Linked DNA regions of Mus musculus: region 2 is linked to region 1. The links are chromatin loops, found by intact Hi-C in ENCODE. Cell type or tissue: gastrocnemius. All regions are shown on one strand. Links, peaks and the distances in the headings refer to the core of each region. The heading gives the core; the rest is flanking DNA. Region 1 has its middle 38 kb from the start of Ppp1r3c. Region 2 holds the start of Hectd2os (Hectd2, opposite strand).

What was found. Peaks named below come from ENCODE experiments on the same cell type or tissue, not always from the same donor. Only the 100,000 strongest peaks of a DNase experiment are listed, where the experiment ranks them.
Region 2: a loop joins it to region 1, with 6 times the contacts of the local background. A loop is called at or near these places in 2 of 42 quality-filtered maps.

The regions. Positions count from the first base shown.
Region 1 is chr19:36,766,268-36,782,952 of GRCm38, reverse strand. No RefSeq gene overlaps it. Among named protein-coding and RNA genes, the nearest start is that of Ppp1r3c, 38 kb to the right of the region's middle. In gastrocnemius, for the core only: no CTCF peak of the experiment used is centred there; DNase peaks (open chromatin) are centred at 7,233 and 8,704; H3K4me3 peaks cover 265 bases; H3K27ac peaks cover 5,139 bases.
Region 2 is chr19:36,678,090-36,694,774 of GRCm38, reverse strand. It overlaps Hectd2os (Hectd2, opposite strand), which reads left to right and starts at 5,296. Exons shown (of 5, transcript NR_033510.1): 1 at 5,296-5,536; 2 at 9,108-9,248. In gastrocnemius, for the core only: no CTCF peak of the experiment used is centred there; DNase peaks (open chromatin) are centred at 6,485 and 6,640; H3K4me3 peaks cover 2,333 bases; H3K27ac peaks cover 7,643 bases.

The DNA.
Region 1 (16,685 bases), core at 3,741-11,740:
GCTGGTGCTGATAAGGGAGAGCTGGCGTTCTGACCCCTGAGCTACCACCCAGGCCCAGATCCAGAGCTCTGAGCTGACTCACCCCCAAATCTATTATCTGCGGATGGCTGGGATACATGAAAGGGTCAGAGCTGCTGATCCAAAGCTGCCAGATCTCCATGACAACAACAGGATAACTGGGAGGAGTCCCAGTGAGGATCCAATATGGATGGTGGCACAGGAGCCAGAGATCTCTAACCAGACCAATGACTCACTGAAATGTACAGAGGGATATACTCTGGGATGCTCTCCAGCTTCCACAACGAGATGTTTTCTATGCTTTGGGTTTTTTTCCTTGTTTGTTATTTATTTGTTTGTGCATTTCCAATTTTGGGGTGGGAAGGTTGCAAGGGTGAAGGGTGGATATGAAGAGATGGGGAGATGAGTGGGACTGGGGTGCATAATGTGAAACTCACAAAGAATCAATACAAAGTTTATAAAAAAAGAAGAGATAACTCCCAAATTGATGCTCCCAGCCACCTACAGGCCTCGCCTAAAAGCCAGATGAGGTTAACACACCCAAGATTCAATCATCTTCCAATAGCACCCTCAACTGTGAGCCAAGCCTTCTATAGGGGAGCCTTTTTTTTGTGTGTGTGTGTGGGTAATGCCCCACACATGGCCAATCATAAGAGCAGAAGAAAAGCCCTGTTAGACAGTAAGAGAGCCCAGTGATCTTGGATTACTTCCAAACAGGGTGATGCAGCAGTTACACGGAAGAGGTGACAGCAGTGTTGAGACTCATTGATGAGGATTCAGAAGAGCAGCAGGAACAGAGCCTGGTGTGATCTGGTTAGACCAACGGGAGGTGGGAAATAAACCTGGGAAGAGGGCAAGTTGATAGGCTGACGGGCAAAGTCTAAGTAAAAGCTCAGACTTGGCTTTAGTCTTTGCCTCAAACACCTGACAATGCAGAGATGTATTTGTTATGTCTGAAAGTCGTCAGAAGGTCAGGACAGGGGGCCATGTCTAAATCTTTCTTGAGCTGTTTCAAGGAGAGCCGGCTCTCTGCTTCTATGTCCACGAGTGGTGAATACTGGATATGTTATCTAAGCTACTTGCAAACAAAAAGCAAGGAGCTGTTGAAATCTTTGTCCAAACAAAGAAAACTGAAAATAATGCCAAAGGAAGTGGAAAAGCTGTGGTGATCTATGATTTGTCCTTAGATTGGGATAGCCCAATCGTATGTAATGGTTTGTCCTTTAGATTGGGATAGCCCAGTGGTATGTTACTTGAATGACCCGAGGATAGAGACCAGAGCCATTCACAAGCTATGGCTTTCTTAACCAAATACTATATTGAAAACAGTGGTTAATGGCAACTCACTAGGATGGCTTTGTACACACAGTTTTTATGTCATCATTTTATTCTGGAGAGTTACATGACATTTTTAAGCTCTCTGTTTTCAATTTAATCTTAAATTCTCTGGAATTGCTAGGAAGAGTGAGCAAAGATAATGAAAAAATTCTGAGAAATAAGGACATAATAGAAGTGGAGAAAATAAGTCAAACTTGGTGAGCAGGCTAGGCTGTTTGTCTAACCGTTGAGTCAAAGGATTGATTAGGTCAGATGAGAAATGCTAGAAAGACAGGGGAAAAAATTCCTGGAAGATTTGAAGGACTTTGGAGTTTCTGTGATTACCGTAATTATTTATGTTAAAACATGAGATAATCGTCCCTTATATTAAACACTGCAGTGCTCCAAGGGGTGGTGATGAATAGGCTTCATGCTTTGTCACTTAATGTTCATTTCTTCTTGGGAACTATAAAGGGGAGTTCATTTTTACAGTCTTGTCATTTGCTTTTTTCCCCTCTTGTAGCTAGATGAAAACATCACAGAAAACAACAATAGATCACTTGGCACATATATTTATTTATTCGTTAATTGCATGCATGATTATTGTGCACTGACATTAATGGTATGTCTGTTAGACTATAGTATGAGATGCAGGTTCACATGGCTGAAGAGACCTGGAGAGCACAGATCCTCCAGTAAAGGTAAGTAAGGAGATAAATCAATATATAACTCATGAATCCTTTTATGTCATGAAGAATGGGTTGCTTCATCTGAAGCAGGAGAGATCAGAAAACGAATGGACATCCGGGAAGGTCCATCGAGGCAGAACAGGCAACTTAGTCTATAGCTTGTGTCTGCTTTAATGTACACTCTGCTTTCTATAAGGATATAGGGTGATTTCTTGGTTGATTTCTAATTTCCTTGGGAAAGGAAATTCACTGGATAGAAGTGTTTTGTGTGCTAAGGTCTCAGAAAAACAGAAAAAGGACCCAATGACCTTTTAGAGGTCATTGTCCCATCCTAGGGAAGATCTATAGTGTGATGCAATCTTTAGCAACAGAACATGTGTGTGAGGGTATAGAAGGTGAGGTGGAGCTGGTGATTTTTTTTTTTTTTGCTTCCTCCCAGGAATCCCTGTGAGAGCCCCTCTTGGTTTAGACAAGGCTTTTTGTCAGCCTTTTAATCAGGCAAAGGCAAGCATTATTATAAATGGAAGGGCCGACTATTGAGAAATTTCACAACTCTGTACAGAAAATGAAGTTGTGTTCTCTAACAGCTGGAGCTTCTACTAATGAACGTGGTGACTCTGCAAAAAGATGATTTTAAAAAACACAGGGACTTAATCTAGCTCTTGGTTTATAGCCCAAGCACACAATAAACAAAAGCTCAAAGTTCTTAAGTCTGTACCGATGTACCCATCAGGAAACAGGACGCAACACTCTTTGCTTTAGATTGTGTCCCCAGCATTCCATAAACACATATTCTTGTTTTTAACAGGCATAAGCACTATGTTAAAGACTTCAATAAAAATCTTCTTGCCTTGGCTATGGAGAGATAGGCGAGGTCTTTGATTTTCTGCTTTTTCTCTGTCCTTGTGGATACTTGCAGCCAGATCTGATCACAGCTAATAAACCACAGATGAACTGGAATTACCTTTAAACCAAACACAGCTCTTTATGTTAGGCAATCTATTATGGAGGTGACTTTTTAAGTGCGTGAACAACTGTAGCATGGCTAAAGTTCGAGTGAGATTCCAAACTCATTAGTTGTATCTTAAACATGGTACAGATGAACATAATTCAATTTTTAAAACATTTGTCATGATAACAGTAGCAACTATTTTTCTAAGGAAGGCACTGGAAATGAGTAGAGTAAGACGTATTCTGCTTCTGAGCCAGAGGTCAGAGAAAATAGGGATTTTAGTCTCTACATATTTCTAAACCTTTCAAGACAAAACTAATCTACCCATTTTGTGGAAGTAGAGCCACGATCTGGGATTAATAAAAATTAGACTTATGTACTCTCTGGGATTCCAACATGTCATGAGAGCAGAATCAGCAGGTTTGAGCAAGGCACTCAATCTCTGAAGCGCTACATTTGGTCAGCCGGGTTAGTCCTGATTTCCTTCCCGTGTCCTGATTGGTTATGTTCTATCTCCAGTGCTCTGTCCTGTGGCCTTGTTGACATTGTGAGAGACGGTGAATTCCTGCTTCATTGTTGCTGGCTTTGCTGTGTGACTTGTCTTGAACAGTGACATGTTTTTGTAGAGACAGAAGATCAAAAATGAAAGCAAAATCTCCTTACTTTAACAACTAGGTCATGACTTATTGTATACCAGCATCTGGAGCATAGCTACTAAGGACCTGTGGTCTCAAGAAAGACATGCAGTGTGCTGTTGACTACTTAATGAGATAGTGAGATGCCTGCCTACCTATCCAGATATGAATCTTTGAGCAAATGGCCCAAAAGATAAAACCAAGTATCTTCTTGACTTTAATGGTCCTGCTTCTTCTCAGTGGTGTCATCCCTCCCTGGGGTTTGGCTTTTGCCTTTTACAATGAATTCCAACAAACTCTTTATCATCTCATGCCCATGTTGCCATCTATGTCTTTGTCCTTACATATGTTCAGGGACATAAGAATCTAGAAATCCCAGTGGGTGTCCTTCTTACTGCAATATACTTGTAGCTAATAGTCAAGTAGATATTAGGGTAGATGATAAATGGTACTGAAGAGGATTAAAGATACATCAAGGTAATACTGGCTCCAGATCTGCAGCATTCCAACTCTCCACGCTCAGGAAGTTCTATTAACCAACCAGTTTGAGTGTCTGTAGAATCTTAAAGTGTTTTTTCTTCTTTTTATTTTATGTGTCTGAACGTATGCTTGTGCATCACTTGCCAAGGCCAGAAGACGGTGTTGGAGCCCAAAGAATTAGAGTTATAGACGGTTGTGAGCTGCTGTGTAGGTGCTGAACACTGAGTCTGGGTCCTCTGCTCTTAACTAAGATAAGGCCATGTCAGTCTTATCTTAGAATCTGTGTCATAGATGTATTAGTTGCTTTTCTTGTAGCTATAACAAAATACTTGACAAAAACAACTTAAGGATAAGGGAGTTTATTTTCCATTCATGGCTGGCCATTGTTGGGTTAGTTGGACTGTAAGCCCCTCCATCTTCCATCTCTGTCTGTCTCTGTCTGTCTGTCTCTCTGTCTTTCTCATTCATTCCTTAAGCTCTGTAACTCTAGAGAACCCTGAAGTTGCTTTTCTTTGGAAAGCCAGTTGCATCAGATGGTGTTTTGCTGGGGCAAACACATGAAGGAGTGTTTTTCTGAAGCAGACACAGTTGAAAGGATGTTCTGCTAAAGCAAGCATGTGAAAGGACATGTGATGAAGGATTCCTTGCTAATGACATCCATGCATTAGTCTGTCTTACATGGCGTCGTTGAGCCTCTTTTGTTGGGATGCTATAGAGAGAAATGCACCAAAAAATCTTCTGGTGGTGTGCTGCAGTTCCTTGCTGCTTCCGCAGATTCAGGCCGACTGGCAGAGTGATGTCAACGGATACAGATTTACATGGAGTTCTGCTAAGACAGACTCACGTGCTGAGGCAAAACCCATGGAGGACATGTGATGTTTGGAAGAAGGATAAATAGGACTCAAGGGACTATGAGGGGCCTGCTGGTAAAGCTAGCTATGCAGTGCTTCTTCTTCTTCTTCTTCTTTTTTTTTTTTTTTCACCTGCCTCAGAGCTCACAGGCCAGACACAAGCTAACGCCTCCCTTTTATTTTGGTTTGTTATGAGCTCAGCTGAGGCTCAAAATTTCATGTTTAAGTAAAATTAGTCATAACAATATAACACACACACACACATATCCCAGAATGCCAGTCAACCTTAATTTTTTCCTAAATAAGGAATTTTTACAAATTATATGTATGTTCTATGCAACAACTGGACTGTTGGTTTGCTCTTATTTATACAGGAGTCACTCTTCCTTGGTAGCTTGTAATTTTCTCTGCTAGTTCTGGAACTACATGCAGACTGAGCCCCCAATTCTTTCCATCCACGTTCTGTCATATTACATAATCTCATTTTTTTCTTTAATATTTTTTATTACATATTTTCCTCAATTACATTTCCAATGCTATCCCAAAAGTCCCCCATATCCTCCCCCCCACTTCCCTACCCACCCATTCCCATTTTTTTGGCCCTGGCGTTCCCCTGTACTGGAGCATATACAGTTTGCATGTCCAATGGGCCTCTCTTTCCAGTGATGGCTGACTAGGCCATCTTTTGATACATATTATGCAGTGCTTCTTGGTCTTCATGGAGAGAGGCAAGGCAAAGAACTCGAGGCATCTCTGCCGGTCCTAATCCTCCTGCTGACTTGTGCCAACTCAGTTGAGGCCTGGCTGTTCCTGCTAGGTCGCGCCACCACTGCTGCTATCCTGACACTACTGAACTGGACTTCTGCTATATCCCTGAAGTGCTTTCCAGTGGATTGAGCTGCCGCTGCTGACCTGTGAACTGAACTGCTAACTTCCTGACAATCAATGCAGATGAGATTTGCTCCAAGGAATCATTTCTAGACAGTTCGATTTCCCCCATATTCTTTCTTTCCCACTGCCTCTGATGGATGATGGGCTAGATGGGAGGTTAAAGCATTTAAGAACCATCATTAAAAGTAGGCTTTGAAGCTGTAAGCAATAGGGTTCCTATGGATAATGCTGAATAGTGGTTGCGTTTGTTGAAGGAGTTGGCGTTTGTTGAAAGAAGGATGGCAGTGGATTGGCTGGCATCTGGGGCCTGCCTTGACTCCCGTGTTCCTGCAGCTGGCTTGTCCTTTGTCCAGCTCCCTTGGATTCACTAAGACAACATAACTGTCCTTATTGGCTGGCTGCAGATGGTAGCTCCTCAAACTCCCTGTGTAAAGTATAAGCTTGTCCTAAGGCTCCCACTGCATCAGTCCATGGTGTGGCCTGCTTTACCAGCCACACTGTACTGCTGGGTGGAACTGCAGGGTGCTTGTGGGTGTTGGCTGCTCCCATGCTGGGCTTTGATGTATCTGAGTCACCTCCTTTCCCACAGTTCCTGTCATGATGCCTTCCCCATGGAAGGTGGTTTTATATTTCTATTAGTATTAGTTGATCCCTTCAACATTTCCACTCACGTGTATGATCTATTTTGAGTGTATCCACCCTTCAGTTACCCTCTATTCTCTCCCTTCCCACCCTGTTTCTTTTTGGTCTCTTCTTCTACCCCAGAGAGTTTACTATCTTTTTTTTTCCATGACTTTAAAAAAACAAAAACAAAACCCCAACCAACTAGATTCTCCAAATGAAAGAATGCACGCAGCCGTGTGTTTCTGAGTCTGCTTGTTTTGCTTAACACGGTGATCTTCAGTTCCATCTATTTTCCTACAAATCCCACAGTTTCATTTCTCTGTACAGCTGAATTATGCTCCACAGTGTTACATATTATGCAGCCTTTGTCTGTTATTAGACACTTAAGCTGATTCCATGGCTGACCAATGAGAACAGAGCCACATATCACGTGGGTGTTGAATGCTGCTTTTAATTCTCATGGATATATATCCAGCTGGACCATATAGTAATTACAGTTTTAGATTTTTGAGGAACCTCCACATAGTGGCTAAACTAATGTATATTAATGTATAATATACCATAGTAGGTGTGTTTTGAGCAAAAAATTCTGTCCATATATCTAACGTCACTTGTACACAATGTTCCCCTCTGCCACACTTGGGATCCTATTTCTAATAGACTTTCCTATTTGATCGCCAGCTCTTAAGATTCTTCTTTTCATTTTATAGGTCAGTTAGTGCTGACATTGGGCAACATCTCCCAGTGCCTTGGCAGGTGCGGGTGCCTGGCACTGCCCCGTGCCACCTCTCCATTGGCAGGCCTTCCGGCCTCAGTTGTCAGGAAGCTCACTTGCTCCTTGAGAAACTTGAGATGTGGGCCAGACACGGTCAGTGAGACATGGTCAGTGTTTCTGCAGTCCAGAGTAGACTCGCTCACAGTGTCCCAAAATCCTCATCCCTAGACCAGCGGTTCTTATGAGAAAGAAAGGCAGAGTCTAGTTTCCCTCGGGGAATATTAAAGAAAGGCTTTGGGCTGGAGAGATGGTTCAGTGATTAAGAGCACTATCTATTCTTCCAGAGGATTCAGGTTTAATTCCCAGCACCCACATGGCAGTTCACTACTGTCTGTAATACTACTTCCAGGGGACCTGACATCACTGTGCAGACATACATGCAGGCAAAACACCAAGGCATGTAAAATACAAAAAAACAAGTCATTAGAAGAATAAAAAAGAAAGATTTTTGAAGATTTTGATCCTGTGTTAGTTTGTAAAATTGCAATTTTTTTTTTTTTTTTTTTTTGGTTTTTCGAGACAGGGTTTCTCTGTGTAGCCTTGGCTGTCCTGGAACTCACTCTGTAGACCAGGCTGGCCTCGAACTCAGAAATCCACCTGCTTCTGCCTCCCAAGTGCAGGGATTAAAGGCATGTGCCACCACGCCCGGCTCGTGTTTGGTTTTTTATTAATTTATTGTTTACAAAAACAATTACTGCATAGCATGTAGCTAAGTCTGTACCTAGACACTTGGGTTCAAATCCTGGTCCAGGCTTAGTCAGTTGCGTGATCTTTGATGGCTACACATGCTTCTGTGCTTCGGTTTCTAATCAATAAAATGGGCACCATGGTACTTCCTCATTGGATTTTGTGAAATTAAATATATCTCAAGAAAGAGCGTTGATTCTTAGAGCATTGTGATGGTTTGTATAAGCTTGGCCCAGAGAGTGGCACTATTAGAAGGTGTGGCCCTTTTGGAATAGGTGTGGTACTGTGGGTGTGGGCTTTAAGACCCTCACCTTCATCCTAGCTGCCTGGAAGCCAGCAATCTCTTAGCAGCTTTCAGATGAGGATGTAGAGCTCTCAGCTTTTCTTGTACCATGCCTGCCTGGATGCTGCCATGTTCCTGCCTTGAGTATAATGGACTGAACCTGTGACCTTGTAAGCCAGCCTCAATGAAATGTTGTCCTTTATAAGACTTGCCTTGGTCATGGTGTCTGTTCACAGCAGTAAAACCTTATGACAAGCATCGTTCACCATGCAAGAGTCACTACTCTCTCACCTCTGTGACTCTTTTCAGTGGGCTCCAAGTGCTCCTCTGCTGGTAGTGTGGGGCTTATTTAAGTTTTGATCTTGAATGTCACATGTCTTACCCGTGTCAGCTATATACGAGGCTTCTTCTGCAGATAACTAAACATTTCTAACTAAAAGGACCTGCCAACTCATGGCCAGACCAGATGGTGCCTTGGCAGTCTCTGTGAGACAGTATGTCTCCACTGAAAACCTTCTGCCCACAGGAGAGGCTCTTCCTAGCACCCAGTGTCCCACACTCAGCTTCAGGACTAGGTTGGTGCCTCAGCTTCCATGCTGATAACCGAGTGAGCTTCAGACACACAGGATGCTATCTATCTCTAATCAATGAGCCATTTGACTGACCAAGAGCCATTTGGCTGACCAAGGGCTTAGCTTTCCCTTTCTCTTTAAATTTCAGATTATGTTTCCCTATGTGACTGTGTTTTCAGCTGGCATGGCACACGTTGCCAATAGTTTCCTTCTCCCTGGCACAATGACATGAACCTATGTACCAGCACTCACCGTACCCATGGAGGGTTGTGCTAATCTCGCTCCTAAATATAGTTGTGAGTGTCACCACCCAATCTGTGGGTGATGTGCGCTTACCACCTGCATACCTTACCAACTTCACGTGTCATCTAATACTTCCCTGCTGCTGCCCTAGCAAGACCTTGGGGTTTAGGATGAATGGCCTAAAAGTGCCATGGGAGCTGGATATCTAGAAGCCAGGGTGCAGGCAGGTAGGATGTCCTGCTTTGAAGCCACAGGGAGCTTTGTGGGAGCCTTGCCTGTTACCCTGGGCCAGAATTCAGATAATGGTACCAAATGTCTTGATATTAGAAACTCATTTTGCATCCTACCCAATGTTGGCCTTATTTTAGGGCCACTAATTGTCTCTTGCCCAGCAATGGTGAGGTGGCAGACACAACATACAGGTGCGGGAACAGTCACTCGGTGCTTCTGGGCTTGTGCTGCTTTGTAGCATGACTGCAAAGTCTCTGCCTTGTCTGCACCTAGCAGCAGAGGAAGCAGCACCCAGCACCTTGTGTGGCTTCTAGGCATGATTCGCAAACGGGAGGAGGAGGCTTGTTTTCAGCAAAACATCAAGTCATTATGATGACTATGAGGAGATCTTTATCAAAGCATTCTGGGGGCACCGGTGTGCATCATTGAGTGCACACTATTTATATCTGGTGGGGTTGGGCATAGGATGCTCACTGACTGAGTTATTTCCAGGGCAATTGTTTTTCTAGTTTCTCTTCCTGCAAGAAGAAGTTACCCTTGCCAGTTGCTTGTTTAAGCACTCAATGTATCTAATTTTCTTGTGTGTGTGTGGGGGGGGGTGAGGAAATGGGGGTGCATGCATACATATGTGTCCATGTGAAGGACAAAGGACAACCTTGGCTATTGTATCTCAGCAGCCATTCACCTTGTTGTCTAGTTTGTTTAACTTTTTTTTTTTAATCACCAGTGAACCCTGGGAATTCACCTGTGCCTGCCTCTCAAGTGCTGGGATTACAAGGCTATGTCACTATGCCCGAGTTTTCACTTGGATTCTGGGGATCAGAATAAGGTCCTCTGCTTACTTGGCAAGCACCATACTAACTAAGTTACCCCTTGAATCAGTGTCTTGTCTTGTTTTAGTCTTTGACCTTCTAAGACAAGATTTCACAATGGAGGCCCTGCCTGACCTGGAATGCCTCTGTAGTTCAGGTTAGCCTCAGCTTGTGGTGACTTCAGAGTGCTCTCTCATCATGCCTGGATTTCTTGTGTCTTAGATTAGACAATGAACCTGACTTTCCATTGGATGGGAAAGAAAGGAAGGGATGAAAGTTATTCAACTCTGGGCACCCAGGCTGGTGGGCACAGGCTATTGGCTTTGAAATTCTCAAATTTTATCAGAGAGGGATAAAAATATTTAACAATTTTATTAAGAATTTTGGTAAAGACTTAAATTATTATTGCATCTATCTATCTATCTATCTATCTATCTATCTATCTATCTATCTAGTGTGTGTGTCTGTGTGTGTCTGTGTGTATTTGTATGCGTGAGTGAGCACACATGGCAAGGAACTATCAGAGGCCAGAGGAAAACTTTGTAGGTGTAAATTCTACCTTTCTTTATTGCGGGTCCTGGGGCTCTAGCTCAGGTTGGTGGCAGATGCCTTTACCAGATGAGCCTTCTTGCTCTTTGTAAAATTAAATTTTTGTATATAGTTGTTTTGTCAACCTGTGTGCACTATGTGTGTACCTGATGCCAACAGAGATCAGAAGCTGCTGTCAGATCCCCTGGACCTAGAATAATAAGTAGTTGTGAGCTACCATGTGGGTGTAGGGAACTTAACCCCAGTCTTCTAGAAGAACATCCAGTGCTCCTAAGCATTGAGCTATCTCTCTAGTCCCATAAATGACCTTTTAAGTAATTCTACTCTGTCAAGGTCCAGGGCTTGACACCCAGGTCCTGAGGTGGGGCACAGAGTCCAGGAAGGCAAGAAGCTGATGGCTTCTGGCTATTGGATTCTCTTTTGCTATTCTGAGGCCAAAAGCTGGTGGCTCATGGAACTTGACTCCTCTTGATAGCAGCAGGGATGAAGAAAAGAAACTTAGTTATGTGGGCTCTTTACTCTTTAACTCAGGGCTAGCAAGGTAAGTGGCTCATACAGGAGAGAAGCTCAGAGTTTGTTAACTGTGAGTCAGAGAGAAAAGAAAAGAAAGTCAGACACACACACACACACACACACACACACACACACACACACACACACACACTACACTGGCTGAAGCAGTGCCACTTTATTATTGTTTTCAGTGTTTATACCTTTGCAGATAAAGATTACGTCATAGCATTTATCAGGTAGAACTCTTACAGCAGGATCATTGGTTACATGGTTTTCTAAACACTTTTACATCCCGTAAGTTCATAGTAAGTTTAAAGCAATAGTTCACGTCATAGGCTGGTAAGGTTTAAGGAGTTACAGCAGAAATTGTTTACATGTCTTTTCATGAAGACCAGTACCAGTTTAAATATTCCTTATCTATTTCCTAGCTCCACAAGTTCATTATAAGTTTAAAGCAATAGTTTATGTCATAAGTTAGCAAGGTTTTGTCAAGAGACAATGATCGGCCTTACGTCTTATTTTGAAGTCTTGTAAAGATAAACTAGTGAATCACTTATTTTCTGTCTTTTCACCTACAATAAGGTGTCCATCCCCAGTTTATGACCCAGTTTATGAGATTGGTGGCCTTATTCCTAACCCAGAAGGAGTGTTTCCCTTGATTGTAAATTTTTCCAAACCTGTATTCTTTTCCTAGAGCAGACACAGAACTTGTTTTTGCAGTTTTTTATTCTACATGGGGCTTAAAATTACTTGAATAAATTCAGGAGTTCTATAAATCATTATCAGGAATTATAAAATCACTAATTCATCTAAACTGTATTATTACATGAAAGTATAACTTCATATTGATCCTCAGGAAATTTGCCCAATAGGGTGGGCAGATGCCCAGGAATCATTAGGCTGTAATAATGGCAGGAGAGGCAGAGCAACAGCAAGAAGCCATCTTGGCATGAAGTCTCTGGGATCCATCCCTCTCAGAGTGCACCCACTGAAGCCATGCAAAACTGTGGGTCATCTCTAGAAACATCACTTGCTTGTCATAGCCTTTCCTACATGGCTCTTGTCATGACTCCATACACAATTCTAAAAAAAAAATTGCAACCCCATAGGAAGAACAACAATGTCAATCAACCAGAACCCCCAGAGCTCCCAGGGACTAAACCATCAAGCAAAGAGTACACATGGTGGGATCCATGGCTTCAGCTGCATATGTAGCAGAGGATGGCCTTGTTGGGCATCAATGGGAGGTCTTGTGAAGGCTCTATGCCCCAGTGTAGGGGAATGCCAGGTCGAAAAGGTGGGAGTGGGTGGGTGGGTCGGGGAACACTCTTACAGAAGCAGGGGAAGGGGGAATAGAAGGTTTGGGTTGGGGGAACCGGGAAAGGGGATAACATTTGAAATGTAAATAAAGAAAATATCCAACAAAAAGGGGAAAAATATTGAAAACATGATTTCCAAACAATAGTTTTTAAACGAAGGAACTTTATCCCCCCCATAAGAAATCTTATACTAGACATCAGTTAGTAAGTCTGAAATGACAACACTTCTCAAGAGCATGAGTGAACCACTCTTCCCGACACGACCTTTGTTCAATGGACCACCTATTCCATTTAAGGTGGCCCTTAATGTTTCTAGAAGTATTTCCAAACCATGATAAATGACTAGGAAGCCAAGCAATCCGCCTTGGAGGAGTGATATGCTTGAACATCCACTTAAAACACTGCAACTTTTATGATATGGAAATTCATTTGTTCCTAGGAGTCTGTGCATTCTTATTTCTTACCCTGAGTAGGGTCCTCATCTAAAGCAAGAGTCCACAGAGTATGGCCTCTGGCTCTAGCATCCATGAGTGCTTTGTACAGATCTTCAGATCTAGGCACATGGAAGTGCACTGGGGGTTTTGATGGTTTCTAGAACAGACTGCTGTAAGTGAAAGTTTCAGAACTGTGAGTTTACACCATAATTTTCTTGCCAAGTAGATCTTCATTCCCATGAGGTGTTTTCAATAATTTCTTTCTTTTTAATAAAAAAAAAAAAGACCTTCCTGTTTAATGCTATATACCACAAAGGGAACGTATGAAAAAACTGTTACCTTTAGGTTGTAAGTGAGTCTGATACTACATTTCTTACTAGTTTTTAAAAGAAGATTGATGTGTATGTGTGTGTGTGCTTGATGTATGTATGTGTACCATGTGAATGCAGGCATCCAGGAGAACTCTTGAACTGGAGATTACAGGAGCTTGTGAGTTGTGCCCAATGTGGGTGCCGAACTGAAGCTCAAGAGCAGCTGCAAGAACAGCGTGCGTCCTTAACCTCCGTGCCATCTCTCCAGTCTTTTGCCAGCTTTCACGTGAGTAACAGTGAGAGAAGGAGAGTTTAGAAACAGTATTAAGATGCGAGGGGTTGGAGTCTGTTCTCTGGAGGATGGTGGTGATCAATAGGATCCTGTGTATCTGAACCTGACCTAGAACTCACTATGTAGTAAAGGATGCCCTTGAACGTGGGGTCCTTCTGCTGCATCTCCATAATGCCAGAATTACAGTCCGGTGTCTGGTTTATAGGAAACTGGGGATCGAACCCAGAGCTTCAGGCATGCTTGGCGAGCATCCGACCACCTGATCACGTTTTCATGGCTCATTGGCTGCTGAGGTCCATCTCTTGGCTTCCTGAAATCCTCTTGGAAGCAGCTCTGCTGGAATCAGCCAATCTGCCCACACTGCATTTGTTGACTCTGTGATTGCCTGGCCTTGCTGCTGGCTGCAGGCAGCTTTGGCTCCATGTCCTCTCCCCCTACACCCGAGTGGCATGCCTTACTGACCTAGACAGGTGTTCCCACTTCCCTAGTCTGAGTCTATGTGAGGACTCTCATGCTGTAAGTCCTCTCCATACCCCTAATCCTCTAAATGTGCACTCTACATTACAAACCCCCAACTCAATTCTTCTCTCCAGGCACAGACTCCACAGTCCCATGGCTGAGATCCATGCATGGTAACACAGTCAACCAACAGCAGTAGAGAAATGCTTGATTCTGTCCATCACTAAATGCGGGCTTAGAACCCTTGGAAGATTCTAGGCATGCCAACAGTGGGCTGTGTTCCTCTCTTGTGGGCCAACATTCCTCAACTCCATGCTGGGGACTGCAGAACTCTGAGTGACTTTGAGGTTCTTTTTTTTTCCCTTCTGGATAAAACAATAGAAATCAATTTTCTTGTAGTTCTGGGTTCTGGAAGTTCCTCGGTTCATCTGCCACTGGGTGCTGGATTCTGGAGAGTCCTTTCTTCCAGTCTTCCAGATAAGATTGCTGTCTTTTTGCCAAGTCCTGCACAGTCTCTGCTCTGTGTACACTTGTGGGGAAAACTGACATTCTAATATCTTTTCCTTATTATTTCTTTTTAACTGTTCATTTTAAATTGAGAAGTAAAAACTGCACAGTTATATATTTATCTCGGACAACATGATGTTTCGAAATATTTATATACTATGCGATGGCGACATTGACCTAGTTCAAGCATGTGTTAAGTCACACACTTAAATCTGCTGAGGTAAGAGTTCTCCTTCCTGAATCTGTCTTATCCTTCAGTCCAGTGTTGCAGCATTTCCCCTCAAGTTTCTTAACCGCTGACCGGAAAGCGATGGCTCCCATCCTCCTCTCCTGTCAACAGGCCCTTTCATCTTTTGGGGCAGGGATTAGGTATCGTGGGTGGGGTAGGGGTGATATATTAGTGGATCTGAAAACTGATGCCTGCCCCATCCATCTCTTGCATGATTTGGCACCGATGTGTACAGCATCATATATAGTTTATAAAACACCTTCAGATTTCATCCTTCAAAGCTCCCCAGCCAGTCTGAGAAAGGGGTTCTCATTACTGCTGTGTTACTAATAAAATAACAGATCTGCAAGCTGGACATCTTCCCATAGGTTGCTGAAAGAATGAAAGGCAAAGTGGGACCTATCCGGGCTTATGTTGGCTTTGCTTGTGCTTTACCAAGTCTCTTTTGCTACAGGAATGTAGTCTCATGACATCCAGCCTAAAGCTCAGTGGCTTTATTCAGTGAAGAGTCAGCTTCAAATCGGTATTGACTTTACAGGTAGCACTTCAACTCATTACGTTTGTGGAAACTTTTACTAGTCTTGTTCTACAAATGAGAAAACACAGTTTGGATAGAGTGAGTAACTTCGTCAAGGTAATATGGGTGGTGTAGCTGATTGCCCTTGGGTTCTGTGATGGAACCCGTTTCTTATGCGCAGCTCCTCTCCACTGTAAGAAAAGATACGAACCAAGTCAGGTGGGGGATTATCAAGCCTTTCCTACTGAGAACCACGGACACTTGGGATGTGGGCGAGGACTCTGGAGATTCGTCCACGTGGCTGACGCTTGGGAACTGCTGCATCGGGGCAAGATGTGTGAGGGTATTCAAAATTCTTTCTTTTAGGTTTTTAAAATTTTGAAATGTAAATAAAGAAAATATCTAATAAAATATGGTGCAATATTATTTGGGGCTCATTTCTTTTTAATGGGTGTTTTGGGTGCGCTTTTGAATAGGAGGTCAGCCAGTGCAAGAACCTTGACCACCAGGATTTTTATTTAATTAACCAGCTAATTTATTTTGATGTATGTGTGTGTGTGTTGTAAGGGATTGAGCCAAGGCACTTGAGTATTCCAGGCAATTACTTTACTATGCTTCTGGCCCTTTATTCTTTATGTACAATTTTCTATGGGAGTTCTGGCTTTCTGTATAACAACTCTTATTAAGTTTCACAGAGTGAAATAATGCTGACCTGATTAGGGAGAGCTTAGGTTCAAATTTCATCCTCTAAGGGCTAGCCATGTCTTCCCTCCTGCAAATACCACTTTTCCATGCCATAACCCTTCCAAAAATAGATATCAGTTATTAAATCACTCCTCAGATAGCCTCTGTCAAGAACTGTGGGTATCAGAGGACTTGAGGGCTTTCACTCAGGACCAGCTGCACCTGGGAGTTTCTTAGTGTTGTGGAGTGTCCTCCAGAGAACACTGCTTGAACATGGGCTTATATCAATAGGAAGCTGACCTGTGGCTACCCTGGGTGTTCAGGATCCCAGTGTAACCCTGAGCCATTTCTAGCTGCAACTAAAAGCTATGGAAGCACACCTCATAAAAAAGAGACAGGACAGGGTTTTCAAGCCTGACCAGATATTTAGTGCTTATTGGCCAATAGAGCTGAGGTTAAAAAAAAGGTAAGGTTCAGCTCTTGTCCTTTTGCTATCAAGTAAAGCCCTGAATTTTTTCTTTTCTATTTTTTATTAGATATTTTCTTTATTAATATTTCAAATGTTATCCCCTTTCCTGGTTTCCCCCCTGAAAAACCCCTCTACCCCCTCCCCTTCCCTCTGCTAACCAACCCACCTACTTCTGCTTCCTGGCCCTGGCATTCCCCTTCACTGCGGCATACAGCCTTCACAGGACCAAGGGCATTTCCTCCCATTGATGACCCACTAGGCCATCCTCTGCTACATGTACAGCTGGAGTCATGGGTCTGACCATGTGTACTTTTTGGTTGTTGGTTTAGTCTCAGGGAGCTC
Region 2 (16,685 bases), core at 3,061-11,060, 87 kb after region 1:
TGACTTCAATGAATACAAACTCATCTTTTGCAGTGATTGGCTGGTAACCAGTGTCCCATAGCGATGCAAGGCGCTACTGTCTCCTCAGTTTATCTTCCTAGTTTAGCTCGACGTGTGGACTTGCTGTATAAATTACGTTTTCTTGCTTGCCTGTAACCCTTTCTTCCTCTTTCTTTCTCTGTGTTTTAGATGCTGGCAGGAGCCTTTGTTTGCTTTCTCTGGTACTTGGGGCTTTTTCATTCTCTCCAAAGCTATTTCCCTTCTGTGATGTGGCTGTTGTTCACAGGCCTAACTCAAAGGGTTTGGATTTCTTTCTACATCTCCTTCCACTAGGTAGCTGCTGAAATGAACAGTTTTCCTGCTCTGCGATTTCCTCTTTAAATTCTAATAAAATTGTTCTTTGAGCTTCATATTAAGTCCATTCTTAAATTCTTTTACTAAAGAGATAAGAACCCTGAGAAGGAGCCTTCAATTTATCTGATAACATTTTGTATCCCGGGTGGGACTTCTCCAAATTTCTGATGACAATATCACAGTGACCACCCAGTGGCTGTCATCTCCAACAATCGTTTACAGAGAAGGAGAGGGCATCCCAAAACCGCTGATAGCTCATTGGAAGATTGAAGCAAGGCATGGCAAGTATTACCACGGCGCGCAGTGGAGTACAAGCTGTGCGGATCATGGTAAAGACTAGGAGTCCTTCCATGTTCTATATCCCAGAAAGTAATGTGTTGGAGCTCAGCAGCTTTTATACATAGACATGTAAGTGGATAAGTCTTCTGTTAGTGTTGGCCTTGTAAGAACGTCAGAGAGAGAAGGAGAGAGGGGGAGGGGGAGGGGGAGGGGAAGGGGGAGGGGGAGGGGAAGGGGGAGGGGGAGGGAAGAGGAGAGGGAAGGATGGAAGAGTGGGAGGGAAGGGAGAGGGAAGGACAGAGGGAGGGAGGGAGGGAGGGAAGGAGGGAGAGAGAGAGAGAGAGAGAGAGAGAGAGAGAGAGAGAGAGATCCTTGGTGACCTACTTTCTCCAGTGGGCTCAGCTAGGGTTTCTCTCACCTCCCAAAATAGTGCTGCCAGCTGAAGATCAAGCCTTCAATATAGGAGGTCATGGGGCCATTTATTCCGTATTTAGTTATAACACTAGCTTTTTGCTCACCATTTATTCTTTCCAGGATCTATTGTCCTCTCTTTTAAGAGTCTACCGTGGTCATAAGACATTCTAACCATTATCAAAAAGAAAACAATGCAGAAATTACTCAAAACACTAAAAACAGTGCTATAATTTGAGCTAGCAATCCTGATGTGGGGGCATATCATACATTCCAACGGGAAACAAAGTCGGGCTGCTAAAGAGGCTCCTGTACACTCGTGTTCACTACAGTGTCATTCACAATGGCCAAGAAATGAATGGGTGGAGGAAGTGTGGTAGACAGGAACAGTGGAATACTGCTTAGCCATCCAGGAACACTGTCCTGCCATTTGCAGCAATGTGGACGGAACTGGAAAGCATAGCAATGAAAAAGGAGAAGCAAAATAACAGCAACAACAACAAAACAACAACTACAACAATCCTGGACAAGCTCAGAAAAACAGGGTGTACATGATCTTATTTGTGGAACACAGAAAAGTGCTTTCATGGAAATTGAGAGTAGAAAGTGGCCGAGGCTAGGCAGACTAGGAGGGAGAGAGGGGCAGGGACATAGATGCTAAGCAACAGATAGAAGTAAGATGCTATTGCACAGTAGAGTGATGATGGACAAGAATGCTCTGTGTATTGTAAAGGGCTAGACAATGAACATTAAAAGTGATACATGTTTGAGGAGATGGACATGTTAACCCTGATTTAAACACACAATGTATACATGTATCAGACGTACACTGTAGCCCACATACATTTTTAATGTTTTTGTCTTTGGTATACAAAGGGCCCTAACTCTTCCTTGGAGCAAGAGAGCCTTGGATTTCTTGGAATGGGATAAAAGAGGAAGCAATTGGGGAAAAAAATGTGCTCACCCTTCCTTCCTTCCTTCCTTCCTTCCTTCCTTCCTTCCTTCCTTCCTTCCTTCCTTCCCTCCCTCCCTCCCTCCCTCCCTCCCTCCCTCCTTCCTTCCTTCCTTTCTTCCTTTCTCTTTCCTCCCTCCCTAACTCCCTCCCTCCCTACTTTTCTACCTTCCTTCTTCCCCTCCTTCCTCCTTTAGTTCCTCCATCCCTTCTTTCCTCTCTCCCTCCCTTCCTCTATCCTCCCCTCACCTCCCTTCCCTCCCCTTATTCCTTCTTCCCCTTCCTTTTTTTTCTCCTTGCTTCCCTCCCTCCATCCCTGCTTCCTTCTTTCCTTTCCTGAAAATCATCCTGAAACCCTGCAGCTGGGTCATCCTGCCACACTAATTGCTACTGTCAAGTAACGTAGCTATATTTATTTTAAAAATGGAACCACTTCTTATTTGTTTGTTTGTTTGTTTATTTATTTATTTATTTATTTATTTATTTATTTATTTATTTATGTCCCTTCACATTAGCTCTGGCCCCTGAGCTCTCAGCAGATGCTCCATAGCAGCAAGGGTTCCAGTCAGTGTCACTATATTGATTTAACAGCAAGTCCAAAGTCAGCATGGAAGATTGAAGCCACGTGCAGTCAGGTTTGCCCGTGACTCCATCAGGTGAGGAAACGTTTGCTGAGGTTCACTTGGGAGGCTCCTTTGGTCCATCACAGACGTCCACAGCAGTCCACTGTCTTGTTCTTTTATTGGGTGAGCACTACCACCAGATGAGTCACTGGCTTGCATTTCATGGTTACAGTGGGTGAAAAGTACTTACCTATAAGGATAACGACTACCTTTAGTGGCACCTGATGGATGGATAAGATGGATGTGAGGGGACTTGTTTCAGTGACAGCAGATTTCTTTTCTTGCTTCCACTCAGGAAAAAGAGCTATGGAACACAGCGCCATCATACCCCAAGGAGTTGAAGGCACTGTTTTTAATTTTCTCTTTTTTTTTTTTCTGACCCTCTCTGACTCCATCTCCACTCTCCCAAATGCACACAGTTGACTTGGAATATGAAGGACTCTTGCACATGTTGTAAATACCTACCTGTTCTGTGCCAGGGCTTGGGGAATTGAACCAGGCTTCCTACCAGTTGCCTCCCCGTCTTTCTGCTCACTCTGATGGCATTCTCTTGAGGCTTCCATCTCCGACTTCCCCTGTTGGTTCTAACTAGTATATTTGTTTTGTTTTTATAACATTTTTTTAAAATCCTAAACCAGATGACATAGCTTTTTAACTTATTTTAAACTGTATTGACTTGAGTCATGGCTTTGGGTAATTTGATCTTGGCCCAGGCTCCCCTGTGGGACTGAGCCTTGCTGCCTAGGGGTTGGTGGTGACAGCTGGAAGGGCCCTTGCTTTCCTGTGATGTAATGAATCATGAGACTTATGTGTCCCAGCCTTACAGGTATATTTTTGTCAACCTTCTTGGAAACTGAAATTTGTGCACATATTTCTTTTTTTCTTTTTTCTTGGATGTTTTCTTTATTTACATTTCAAATGTTATCCCCTTTCCCGGTTTCCCTACCTCAAAGAAACCCCCTATCCCATCCTCCCTCCCCCTGCTTCTATGGGGGCGTTCCTCTATCCACCTACTCACTCCTACCTCCCCACCCTTGATTCCCCTACACTGGGGCATCTATTGAGCCTTCATAGGACCAAGGACCTCTCCTCTCATTGATGCACGACAAGGCCATTCTTTGCTACATATGCAGCTGGAGCCATGCGTACTCCTTGGTTGATGGCTTCCTACCTCAGGACCAGCCCTTCTCTGCTGAGTACTGTCTGTGAGGTTCTTTCTTCATGATCCTCCCAGAACTATAGTGATCAACTGAATAGCTTCATGCCCATTGCTTCTTTTAAGGGTATAGGAGAGTTGGAGAAGGCTTTGCACAAACCCAGAAGAAGTTGAAACATTAATTCTGCCTCTATGGGACCCAGCATGGATTAATTACTCTCTCTGGGCATTTCTAAAGACCCCTCACTGCAAGGTGGACTTGAATCACCTCCCCGCGGGTTGTTATAGGGAATAGGATTGTAGGAAAATGCTTGGACCACATCGGTTACAACCGCCATGCCCAGTGGAAGCAAGGGATGTGTTAGGGAACTGAGGTCACCTCTCTCCTGGCAATCAGAAGTGGTTTCCCTTTACTGTGTGGCTCCTCCCATTTTTTTGTACAGCACAGTGGGGGGGATGGTTCCTATTCTGACCTGTGGCTAGACCTGGGTGAGCCCTTGGTCTCTCAGCCACAGTTTTCTTGATTATAAGGTGAAAGTAACAATATTTACTGCTTATGATCTTGGGAGAAAGTAAGATTCAGTAATCAGGGCAGTGCCTGGCTCAAAATAATTACCTGCTATTGAGTACACCCCCCTTCTTTTCTCAGACCATATGTTCTGTGTAGGCAGAAATGTTTCCAGATGACCCGTGGCCCAGGGATGGGCCTGAAGCTGGGCCACAGCAGCTAGCAAAAGGAAAAACAAGTCCCCCTTCTTCTCCTGGTTCTCAGTGGATCTCATTTGAAGAGTATAACATTAAGGTTCCATAACAATTTAGAAGATAAACAATCCCAGAATAGGTTCCTACAGCATTAAATAGGGCAGTTTAAAAATGGGTCACTGTGGGGGAAACGCAAACAAACAAAAGCCTCGCCTGTGTTATACAACAGAGGCCCCTGGGGCTTTGTTTGCATGAGAAAGCAGCTCTGGAAAGGTGTACTAAGGATTTCAAACCAAAGGCAGGTAAGTTTGTAGCAAAAATAGTACATAAATCTGCTTATTAAAAAAATAACGTTCCTATAAAAGTTACCGTGGGACTCAGTTTCCCCTTTTCCAGAGTTTGAGAGCTGGGATGCATGCATGGGCCTCACAGGGTTGGATAAAATGTTCCAGGATTTTCATAAACACTGAGATGACACTGGCATTTTAAGCCAGAATAGACCTGGATCTGACTTGATTTAAAGGCATGGTTGGGTTTTCCCAAGTTTTTGTTTTAGTGTTATTTTTCCATCATGTATCAATGGACTTTATTTTGATCAAATCCACACTTTTTCTTTCCCACTAACCCACTAACTCTTTCAGGGTCCCTCTCCTATCCCTTTCCAGGGTAGAATATATGGATATAGATTGTATTTTTTCTCATTTCCCCTGCTGCCCTAGGCTGTCCTCCATCCTTCTGTCTTGTTGCTAATTATCTTGTCCCTCCATTACATCTCTCTCTCCTCCCCCTCACAAGTCACTGCAGCCTACAGCTATGGTCTCTTCCTCTTTGTGCATAGCTTCTGCTGGAATCTTTGCACTCACTCTGCCGGTGACATCGAATGCTATTATTATCTTCTGCGTGCTAGTGAATGAATTAACTCAGCAAGCTCTTCCTGACAGCTGTGATAGCGTGCCAAGCACTGCATTAGGGACTAGGGGTGGGGATGATGAAGGCAGGGGCTGCTCCTGTAGCTGAGATCTGGGGTTGACCTTCGGAGTCAGTGTGAGGAGGTCAGAGGTAAGCATGGCAAAGGGGTTCATGGGTCTGTGACAACAGGTTTCTACTCAGTGGGAGGGGAGGAATGGGTGGGAGGGTTAGGTCGGTTTCTGTGTGGAAGAAGTTGGACTGTTTCTTCAAAGGTTGCCTAGGAAGGGTGAGAGGTTGGGGGCACCAAGGAGATGGTGAGAAAAGCAGTGGACAGGCTAGTGAGAAAAAGCTTGGAGTTTGCTTCCATGTGGCTGAGATATATGGGAGACTGGGCTAGACAGACAGGGCGGAGCACAACCCAACAGAATAACACAACACAACATAACACAGCACAACTGCCAGTATGCCTTTCTCTTTCTGGGAGAAATTCTCTATCTGAATTGGGAACAGGTCCCAGGGTGGCTCATAGGAGGCCAGAAAGGGTACTTACTGACTCTTTTACTGAGAGAGTGACTTGAGGATGCCACAGCAAGAGAGTCTCTGCTTTTGAGATGACTATGGAAGACTAACTATGGCCAGATTAGTAATACCATGTGACACAGACAAGGTGTTGTGGGGCCCTTGGGAAAGAGCACTGACCCTATCTCAGGACCAGGGAAGGTTTCTTCGAGGTGATATAGGCTGATCAGCCATCCTGACTCTTGGAGTTTATACAGTGGAGGAGGAGGCAGAGGAGGAGGGAGGGAAGAGATGAGGGGGAGGAGGAGGAAGTGGAGGAGGGAGGCTGGGGAACTTGGAAGAACAGGGAAGAGTGAAGCCTAGCCAATGTGCAGAAAGATCTCCTGTGCTCCACCTCTCTGAGCTTCAGCCTTCCAGGCCCAAGAAACAAAGCTACAGACTTTGGGGATCCAAGGGACTTTGAAGTAGGCCAGAGAGCAGCCTGAAGAGAGATCTGGCTGGCTGTGTATAGGCCTCTGGTCTCTCTTGGAACATGGGCCTGTTTTGCAAACATAGCAACATGGGCCAAGTACGTGGGTTTTGGCACTAGTTGGGCTGACCCAGCTCACTAAGCAAATAGTGGGGGAGTTTCTTCCTTTTTCCTTTGTAAACTTCAATCTTCTCTGGGCGCATAATTTATAGAATTCCAGAGAACTCCATTTTTGGCTTTCTTCCCAAGAAGGAAAAGCGCCTCACATTTTCCACACACTCGTCCCAGTCCGCTGGCCTAGAGCCAAGACTTCTTGTTGAGGCTGAGAAAAAGATGGTTGCTGTTCAGGGTTAAGGTAGTCAGCGGGGGTGGGGTGGGGGTGGGGGAGCTATACTACTACTCCAGGGATAGCTGCGGTCATGTGACAGGTAAGTATTCTTCACAATAGTCCTGGAGTGGAGAATAGATGTATCAAGGTTCAGGGCAAGAGACTATGCAGACAGCGGAGATCTGCTAAGGACTGTGCAAGGAGTCTCCCTGACTCCCAACTCTCCATAGCTGCTTAATGTTCACCAAGCACTTTCTTGTCTCATTGGATGAGGTGAGAAACAATCTCTACCTCCTCCCGAGTGTACCAAAAGGGAAGAACACATAGGACCAAGATTCCGATTTAGCTGCTCAACTCCAGCTGAGTTGCTAGGTACACGGAACAACAACTTGAAATCAGCTGCCTTGAGATGGAAAGCTTCTAGGCCTTAGGTGGTGGCTTGATGGGGGTGCTTTCCCTGAGGGTTCCAGGGATGCTTTGGGTGAGCAGTGCCCACCATGCTTAGCCCTCCCTTGGCAGGATTGTGCCTGAAGAGTTATCAGAGTCTTGAGTCCCAGAGACTTGGCTGGGATTGTCACCTAGGTATTTTGACTGCCGCCTCAGCCTTTTAGGTTGTCCCCGTTACTCTAATGTGCCTGTCAGGCTAGTCCACCCTGTGCAGATGCTGCCAGGTATGTGAAGCTGCCCATGTATGCTGGGCTTTGAGATCTAGGCTGGCTGACAAATGGGTTGCCTGGAAGTCCAGTAGGGCAATCTTTAAATCCAGATCCCTGCCCGCTCCGTGTGAGCGAACAGCGTCTAGAAACTGCACAGTTGGTGAAACCTAAGCTTTCGAACATGAGACGTTCTCAGACGTCTGTTTCCTCTTATAGTCAGGGGAGAGCATCCAAATCCCACTCTATTTGTCATTGTCATTGCTGCCCTGAAGGGTCAGGATACACTGCTCTTGGCCTCCAGACACTTGGCTCTGAGCACCGATTAGCCTTAGGAGTGCTGAGCTCGGATGCATGCAGTAGGCACTCAATAATGTTTGTAGAGAAGGAGTCAAATTGTGTCCCATGACAGACAGGCCTAGGAAAGGCTCTATGTCATCACAGTACAAAACAGCACGTCCCCTCCTTGTGGGCCACTCAATGCCCCCACGTTACAGCCCTGACTATTTCCTCAACGAAAATTCTACACCCTTGTAACAAATTTCTTCTGCTATCTTCCTGGAGAATGGCGGCTGGCTCTTTCTCTTTGTCAGTTCTCAAACTGATGGCTACCTCTCAAAGGCCATTCTTGTCAAAAGTGGTTCCTCTTCACCCACGAAGGTCCTGTCTCATTCTCCACGCTCATCTTCATCACCAAAGTTACTCTCTGTTTTCTCCATGACTCCAGCATAAGCTCAATGGGTAGAGACCTTTCTCATCCCCTGTCACTGTGGATCCCAGTGACCGGCATATAAACACTAGGAGTTCAAGAGTTATTTGTTTATGGATGAAGGAAAAAAGATAATGGGATCTGATATCTCCTACTCACAGAAGATGAAGTGAAGCTCAGGGTTTAGAAGTCTGATGTAGATTTGCTTGGACCAGATCTCAAAGCTGTGAGCTCCCCCCCCCCCCCCACTAGCTTATTCTTCAACTTGGATGGGTCTCTGGAACGAACACAGAATCATGGCTTTCCTTACTAGTTTGGAACGAGGACCATATTGTCTCTGGAGAGTAACAGCTTGAAGGAACCCTTAGAAGCTAAAAGACCACTCACACACTTAGGCTGACAGTGGAAACACGCCAATGTATGTACACTGAATGATGATGAGTTGGGATGAACGAATGTACGGCAGTACAGAAGCATATGAAGTGACGTCAGACCACCAGGGACACGGGCGGACCGCTCATCACTGTTGGTGTGAGGGGAGGCTTCTCTTGAGATTCTGACGGGAGAACGAGGAGGCTCTTGAGGATTGCTGTGAAGCTCAGGGGCCTTCTCCAGTACCCGATCAGTAAGGGCTGGTTCTGTCACTCCCAGAAACTGGATCACTCTGGCTGAAGACTAATCTGCTTCCATGGCTCACTGACTCTCACTGCTTTTCTTATATTTATTCCACAGAAGATGACGGGCAATGAATCATACCAAGCCACAGATGAACCAGTGTGCTAGCTCCGGTAGAAGGTTACTCAGGGCAGTAAGAAGCTATTAATAATTATTAGCAGTCGGTGCTTCATCTAGTCCACACTACCTATGTTCCAATGTATGAAAGGTTTAGATGTATTACTTCAATTAGATAAGGCTGGAACTGTCTTTTTAAAAAACGGTATTTAATAAAGTTAACAAAGCAGACCTTCAATCGTATGCAAAGGAAACTATTTTTACTTCCATTTACAAATGAAAAATGCTAATGAAATTTTCTTCCTGTTTAGAATGACCGATTTGGGTTTTAGCCTACTAACTGATCACTGAGAGCAACCCCATGAACATGCTAAGCAGGATTAAATTTATCAGTGTTGGGACAGCTCTGTGGAGTAGCTGGAGCCATCCCTGCGTTTGCCGCCGGGGTTAGGGTAAGTGATGGTGTACTTGGTATTATTGATTGGCAATTTGATTGTGCTTTTGTAGAAAATTTGTGGAAGTTCCCACAGGAAGATCTCACGGGGAAAGCCTGAGATTTGGCCTTGAGCTTTGTGGTTGTAGGATAAGAGTTATTTCGTGAGACAGAAAATGCAAAATAAGAATCCTCGTTTATAAGATTTTATTTTTATCAGAGTATGAGTTGTAGCTGTTTAGTGTACTCATCAGGAACAGACGCCTTCCACAAGTCTGACCCATATTTCCTGTGTGCAGCTTCCCTCCTAAGTCCAAGATGGCTGCTGGAGCTCCAGCATTGCATGCAGGTCCCAGACAGCTGAAATAGGATTTTGTTGGTTTTTGAACTCTCCTCCTCATCCCCTGTTCCCTTTCTTTCTCTCTTATCCTCATATACCAACCCAGGGCTTCACAGTAGATGTTAGAGCCCATTATATTTCACATCTGTTTTTCTAATGTATAACTGCTCAATAAGTGCTTATTTCTGATGGTGAAGAGAACACCAGACCCTTCTTTGTGATCTAGCGTCTAGCACAGGTTTTTACAGAACCAAGCAGGAGGCAATTAGATGGATAAGGTGGTTTGGTACATGAGCAATAAGAAGGGATGGTGACTGTCCTAAACTGGGGAGCAGAACCTGCTTGAAAGTCATTATCTCTGTGCCTTTAGTTGCCAAGTGGGAATATAAGATATGCTTTCCTATTAATTAACAAATAGATTAATATTAATAAAGTAATAACTATTTATTAGTTAACAGATTAATTGTGTGGGGTACACAATCAATTAACTAATTAATAGACTGATTGATTGATTAATGTGTTTGTATGTGTGTGTGTATGTGTGTATGTGTGTGTATGTCTGTGTGTGTGTGTGTATGTATGTGTGTGTATGTGTGTGTCTTTGTGTGTATTTGTGTGTGTGTATTTGTGTGTTTGTGTGTGTATTTGTGTGTTTGTGTGTGTATGTGTGTGTGTATGTCTGTGTGTGTGTGTATGTATGTGTGTGTATGTGTGATGTATGTGTGTGTCTTTGTGTGTGTGTATTTGTGTGTTTGTGTGTGTGTGTATGTGTGTGTTTGTGTGTGTGTATGTGTGTGTGTGTGTGTGTGTGTGTGTGTGTACATGACACATGCATGAAGGTCAGAGTGTTACTTGTAAGAGTTGGTTCTCTTCTTCCCATCATGTAGATTCTAGGGATCAAACCCAGGTTGTCAGTCTTGGTGACAAGTGCATTTGTCCACTGAGACATTTCACCAGCCTGTTTTGATTTTAGAGATACAATCATACTACGCCACCCCGGCAGGCCCAGAACTCCTGATTCTCCTTCTGCTGTAGCTTCTGGAATGCAAGCATGATAGGCGTATATTCCACATTGAATTAGCTGATGATTAATTCAGTAGAATATGGAATGCGATAGAGATTGATGGTTGAGTAGATAAGTTCGTTTTGCTAGTCACTTTGCTCCTCCCAGAAGACTAGATACAACATCTGAAATAACTGATGAAATGGAGACTTTTCTGTCTGCAGCACGTACTTGTCATGATACTGACTCTCATCTTGCTTTAGTTCTCTTGGGCTGGAGTCTATGCTACTTAGAGGCAGAGGTTGTCTTATTTATTACATCAGCCAGCCAAGCTCTTAAGAGTTCTCTCCATGTCCCTTCTTCTACCCTCACTGGGTAGAACACAGTCTTGTTCGCAGCCTGGGGAATTTATTGCCACTGAGAGGCAATTGTTCTGCTACGAACTAGAGTTCTTTGGCTAATGAAGAAGGAAGGATGACTATTGAGAAGTCCATAGGAACCTCTCTCACTTGATCCTGAAAATGATGGGGCCGTGTGGCAGGTTGTCATGGAATCCACACCATAGTAAGTAACATGAGTTACAGTACACCTATTCACTTATGGGTAGGACAATTCAGGACCAGAGTAGAAAGGAACTTCCTAGGAGCACAAGGTAGGAGAAGCAGCTCTTCTGTCCTATACTGACTCTTACATGTCCAAAGAGCAATAGTCAGCCATTGCTGGGTCCTCCCTGTGATGGTGGGTCCTCCAACAAGCTCCAAACTGGCACCATCTTACCCCCTTCCCTAATCAAGACTCTATTTAATGTCTTTCTCAGTTGTCCTTCAGCCCAACTATGGCTCGCAGTTTTCATCATAGGGAACAACTCCTATTGATTGATAGAGACTTCTAGGGATGGTCTTCCATGGATAATTTTGGGACATAGGGTTGGGGGGGGGTAGTGGAATAAGTACTGGGATTGATTAATGAGGTCTGTTGTGGTTATTGCTGAAGAAATGATGAGCCTTGAGTCTGGATTAATCTGAGTCCTGTTGACTTTTCCTTCAGGGGTGAGGGGGATACTCCACACAGATGTAACCTACAAGGTATCTGGAATTCATATAAGACATCCTGTTCCTACAAGCGAGGTGAACTCCTAGCTGTACTGAAGCCATCTGGAAGGGATGGGGGCTGAGGGTGTGATTGCTCGAATAACAGGCACTCCTGGCCATCTATTACCCAGGCAGCCCCACCTGATCCTGTCTTACATCAGAAAGATAACCCTTATCACCCCCTCCTTGAGCTGAAGCTATGAAACCAGATAGGAGTGGATTGTGATGAGTCCCCCAGAGTGACTGATAGGCCTCACATTCAGGCTCCAGTGACAGCTCTCTCTCTCAGGCCAGACACTAAATATATCTTCTTATGGTGACAAGGACAGGGTTAGGGAGCACATGATCTTTTCCAGTCACAAGGGGGAGAGACCCTGAGCGCTCTGACCTCAGAATCTATTCCTGAACTGGAGGCACAGTCCAAGAATAGAATTTCTGTATCCTGGTCAACTGTTCTACTTGGGGTCTTTATGTGGGGCACACTGCATCCCGTGGTGACAAGTGTGCAGGCAGCTGTGGAGAAAGGGGTGGGACCCTGAGGCATGCCTTGAGAGAACCCCTTGGTTAGGGGAGTGTTTCCTTCCAGCTGAGTGAGGGGCTATGAGGAAAGGAAGAAGCCAGGGTTAGTGGGGCTGGAGGAGAGAAGAGATTTCGAACACCCCCATCTGCTTCTGCAAGTCACAGAAGACACCAATCCAAGTCACTGTGTGATACAGAAGTAGAAAAAGAAAAGAAGTTTTCCCTTCTCTATTCTGTGTTCACATTCAGAAGTAACTGTACTAATCAGTTTAATGTTCTTTTCATAGTTTTTGCATATAGCACATCCCAGTCTCTTTCTCATACACATAAATAGTAGAGTAGTGTAGTATATTACAAAAGGCTATAAATAATTATAGATAGCTATACATCCTTGGGTCCTTTCTATAGGCTTTGGATTCCATCTCTGTAAAATGAACATGATAATATTTACCCGACACAGTCATTTAAAATATTAGATGGATGTCAAACAGTGACTAACAGAGTAAGGTTTTTATTTATTTATTTATTTATTTATTTATTTTGGCTTTTCAAGACAGGGTTTCTCTGTATAGCTCTGGCTGTCCTGGAACTCACTTTGTAGACCAGGCTGGCCTCGAACTTAGAAATCTGCCTGCCTCTGCCTCCCGAGTGCTGGTATTAAAGGCGTGCGCCACCACGCCCGGCCAGGGTAAGGTATTATTATTATTATCATCATCATCACATTTAAATATGAGCATATGACTTATGGCCATTCTAGTTACTCATTACTGCAAATAAATCGCACCAAAAATTGTGGCTTTAAAGATGTGATTACAATGAACAAATATTATCTCACAGGGTCTGTGCCTCAGGAACTTGGGAGTTGGGGGTACTAACCCCATAGGCTCTTAGATGCTGGCAGGGGCTGCAGTTCTCTTCTCTGAAGATCTAGCTAGGAATGTTTGGAAGCTTCTTCGAAGGTGGCCCACTTGTATCTGTTAGCAGGAGGCTTTTAGTCCTTGTCACAGAGATACTCTTGTTGATTGCCCCCACACACCCCCAAATAGGCAATATGGGAAAGAGAGAGCAAGAAGAGAGACATGTCATACTTTATGACAGTCTATCAAGTCCCATACCACTACCTCGTTCTGTTCCTTAAAAAGGAATTGCTAAATCCAGTTCACATTCAAGGGAGAGGGACTGAAGGGAACTGGTTGCAGAATGTGAACATCTTCTATGACCGCTTCAGAGCTTATCCTAGGCACACATGGTAACTGTGCTCCGTGCGCTGCATTGTCTTATTACAAATTGCTTTTTTCATTTACTAGAAAACCTTGGCAGCTTTCCATGTCTACATATATAGAATAGTATCACCCTCTGTCTCACTCTACGGTTGGCTTCACCCAGTTAGATTTAGAGACTTAAGTTTTCCTGTATTTCTGGCTGACACAGATGTTTAAAACAAGAACCTTCCTGGATGAAGGGAGGATGGAAGAACCATGGACCCCTTTAGTTTGTGACTAGAGAGTTCTGTTTTGTAGCCTTTCTCAGTTTGGGGTTTGTTATCTGAAAATGCCTGGTTCCTGGAAAGAGGGATGGGATTGGCTCTTATAGAATTGTGAAAGAAGAAAGAAAGACTATGGAAGGGTGTGGACTGGTCTGTGAGCCCCTTCATGGCAGCTGGAGGGTTTGTGTGCTAGCACCAGTGATACCCTCGTGCCAGGGCCTGTGCCTGGAACTCAGGAGGCATCTGGCCATTGAATATCCATACTTCCTTTGCAGCCCAGAGCACCAGCCTTTTGGAGAGTCCTGTCTTCATATGCATATATAACCTGAGTGGGAGGGTTCTCTGGACACGTAGACAGGTTCATCATCTCCAGACAGAAATACCTTTGATCTCTCTCTCTCTCTCTCTTTCTCTCTCTCTCTCTCTCTCTCTCTCTCCTTTCTGTGTGTGTCTCTCCCACCCCCACCCATCACTGGGGCACATGACACAGCAAAGCACTCTACAAAAGCTCAAGTGCAAATTTTATTGTCATCCTTTTCTAGCTAGACACTCTTGTGTAGGGTCAGGGTAGACATTCTTACATGGTATTCTTGCAGAGGATGACAGTAAAAACCTCCCACACGGTAAGAGCTGGATCCGGGCACATCATCCAGGCAGATGAAAAATAGCTCCTAGAAAGTGAAGTGGTTCTTTAGTGAAGTGGAGAGAAAATATGTTAAGAATCTCATGCTGATGTGGGAAGATCTTGAGGTTTTTTTTTTTTTTTTTTTTTTTGTTATTGTTTTTTTGTAGGAGGAGTGCAGAGCATACTGAGTTTATTAAATGTATTGGAAGGAGTGTTGTAGATATCTCTAGAACCAACTTAAGGCCACGTGTGGAAGAAAACCAAGGGCTGAATCAGCCCATTAAAAAAAATCAGAATTTTTGGATAAATATCACCAGGGCTGAGAGTAATTGTGTCAGTGGATGTACAGGTCTGGCATTTCCCTGTGTGAACTTACTTAATCTTCATAAAAACCCAGAAAAGTCTTATTTTTTTATTTAATTTTTTTTCCTGAGTCAGGGTTGCTCTGATTATCTTTGGTTGTCCTGAAACTTACTCTGTAGATCAGGCTGGTCTGGAAGTCAGAGATCCATCTGCCTCTGCCTCCTGAGTGTTGGGATTAAAGGTGTGTGCCTGAATTTTTTTTTTTTTTTTAGTAGAAAAATGTTTTCCTGGAGTTGGGTTTCAGTTTTTGGTCTTTACCAAGGAAGCAACTCTCTGGCCTTTCTTTCATCTCTTGCTTTACAATGCTATTTACTTTTCTGGGTTCTTATGAAGATTAAATAAGTTCACACAGGGAAATGCCAGACCCCTACATCCACTGACACAATTACTCTCTCAGGACTGCCACCACCACTGGCCTGTTGTCCTTCTGACCACGCCCACTCACTCTCCCCCTCCCCCCCACTGCTGTCCCCAGAATCAACAAACCAAGGTTCCCATGGCTGTTGGTTTTCTCTGTCATAGATGTTCCCTTTCAGTGAGCAGGAGGGAGGGATCACAGCTTTCCATTGCTCTCTTCTCTTGAAAATAGATTGCCTTCCTTTGGGTCTCAAAAGGAACATCTGGCAGGAAAATTGGTCTGGCTGTTTAGGCCCCAGGAGACAGGGGAAAGGTTGTCTGCATCCCTCTGCCTGGTTCTGCAATCATGTTTGGGGTTTCAGGGTTTTGCAGAGGTTGTGGCACCTATCTATGCTGCCCTACAGTTTGCAGGGCTGTGTGCTTTCTGTCTGCTAGGAAGAAATTAGATCCCGTCTCTATTTGTTCTTCTCTGAGTCTCTGAATGAAAAGGTTGCTGCCGTTCCTCCCCACCCCCAAGCCCCTAGGCTACTGGTGTCTGTTCAAGTCAACTCAGGTAGTGGCACACAGCCAGTGTGGAGTCCTGTCCTTTGGGTCTTCATGTCCCCAGCCAGAGTGGCTGTCTCACTAATGAGCTCAGTGATCCTGAAAGCAGCGCCTGCAATCACAAGGGATGCTGCTGTACCTTTCTTTCTAAAACAGAATTCCAGCTTTTGAATATTGCCATGACTTACACTGCAGAGACTAATAAATCAAATAAGGAATATAAGCCATCCACAGTCGGCTCCCAGTGCTGATATCGTCAGTGTTATTTCTTTTTCTATGCCTGTTTATGTATTCCATTTTCAAGGAGATATGCAATCACCTTCCATAATGTAGTCTTTGGTGTGTTTGCATGAATCGATGATTCAGCAGCTTTCTGGGGTGGGAGTGGGGTTTCAGGCCTTCACCGAGGCATGATTTTTTTAGTAGCTCTTAAACTCTGTAGGGTGGCATCTGCATTTACCAGTTTATTGAACCAGTTTGCTGTTGGTGACCAGTGAGGTTGCTCACCGTTTTCCATGGTTACTAACAGTGTTGTGACTCACACACAGGCCTGCCTATTTTTCTTCATTGCTCCTCCCGAGGGCCAACACATGACAAAGGGTTTTCTGGAAAGGCTGTACCCATTTGAGCGACTGAAAAGAATTCACATTGCTTAGCTGGCCTTCACAGAGAGGCTCTGTCATATGAAGGGCCTGGGGCTGTCTTATGACTTTCAAGGTATGGCCAGGGGGGCCTCTTGACACAGTTCTGCATGACATGACAGGGCACCCAGGCATGGTTATTCATATTTTGGAAGCTAAAGGACTCCATTGTGAAGTCCCAGGTAGCCAAACAAAGTGAGGTCCCATAGAGAGATTGCATGTGACAACGTGATTAACTGTTGAGTGGTGTCATCAACGAGAGAAAATGACCACGGGAGCTGCTTGAAGCTCCTCCTCTCTTTCCCAACTGCATTTTGTTTCTGACTGATACATGGTTATTGTATATTCATTGGATAGTAATTAGCTACTGACTACTGATTGTACATCAGGACAATGGTCTGCTTGGCAATAAAAGCAAGCTCTCAGCATACTGAGAAACAACCCCCTTTCTGCTTTCTGTCCTGAGAGCTAGTCCCCGAGGACTAGGA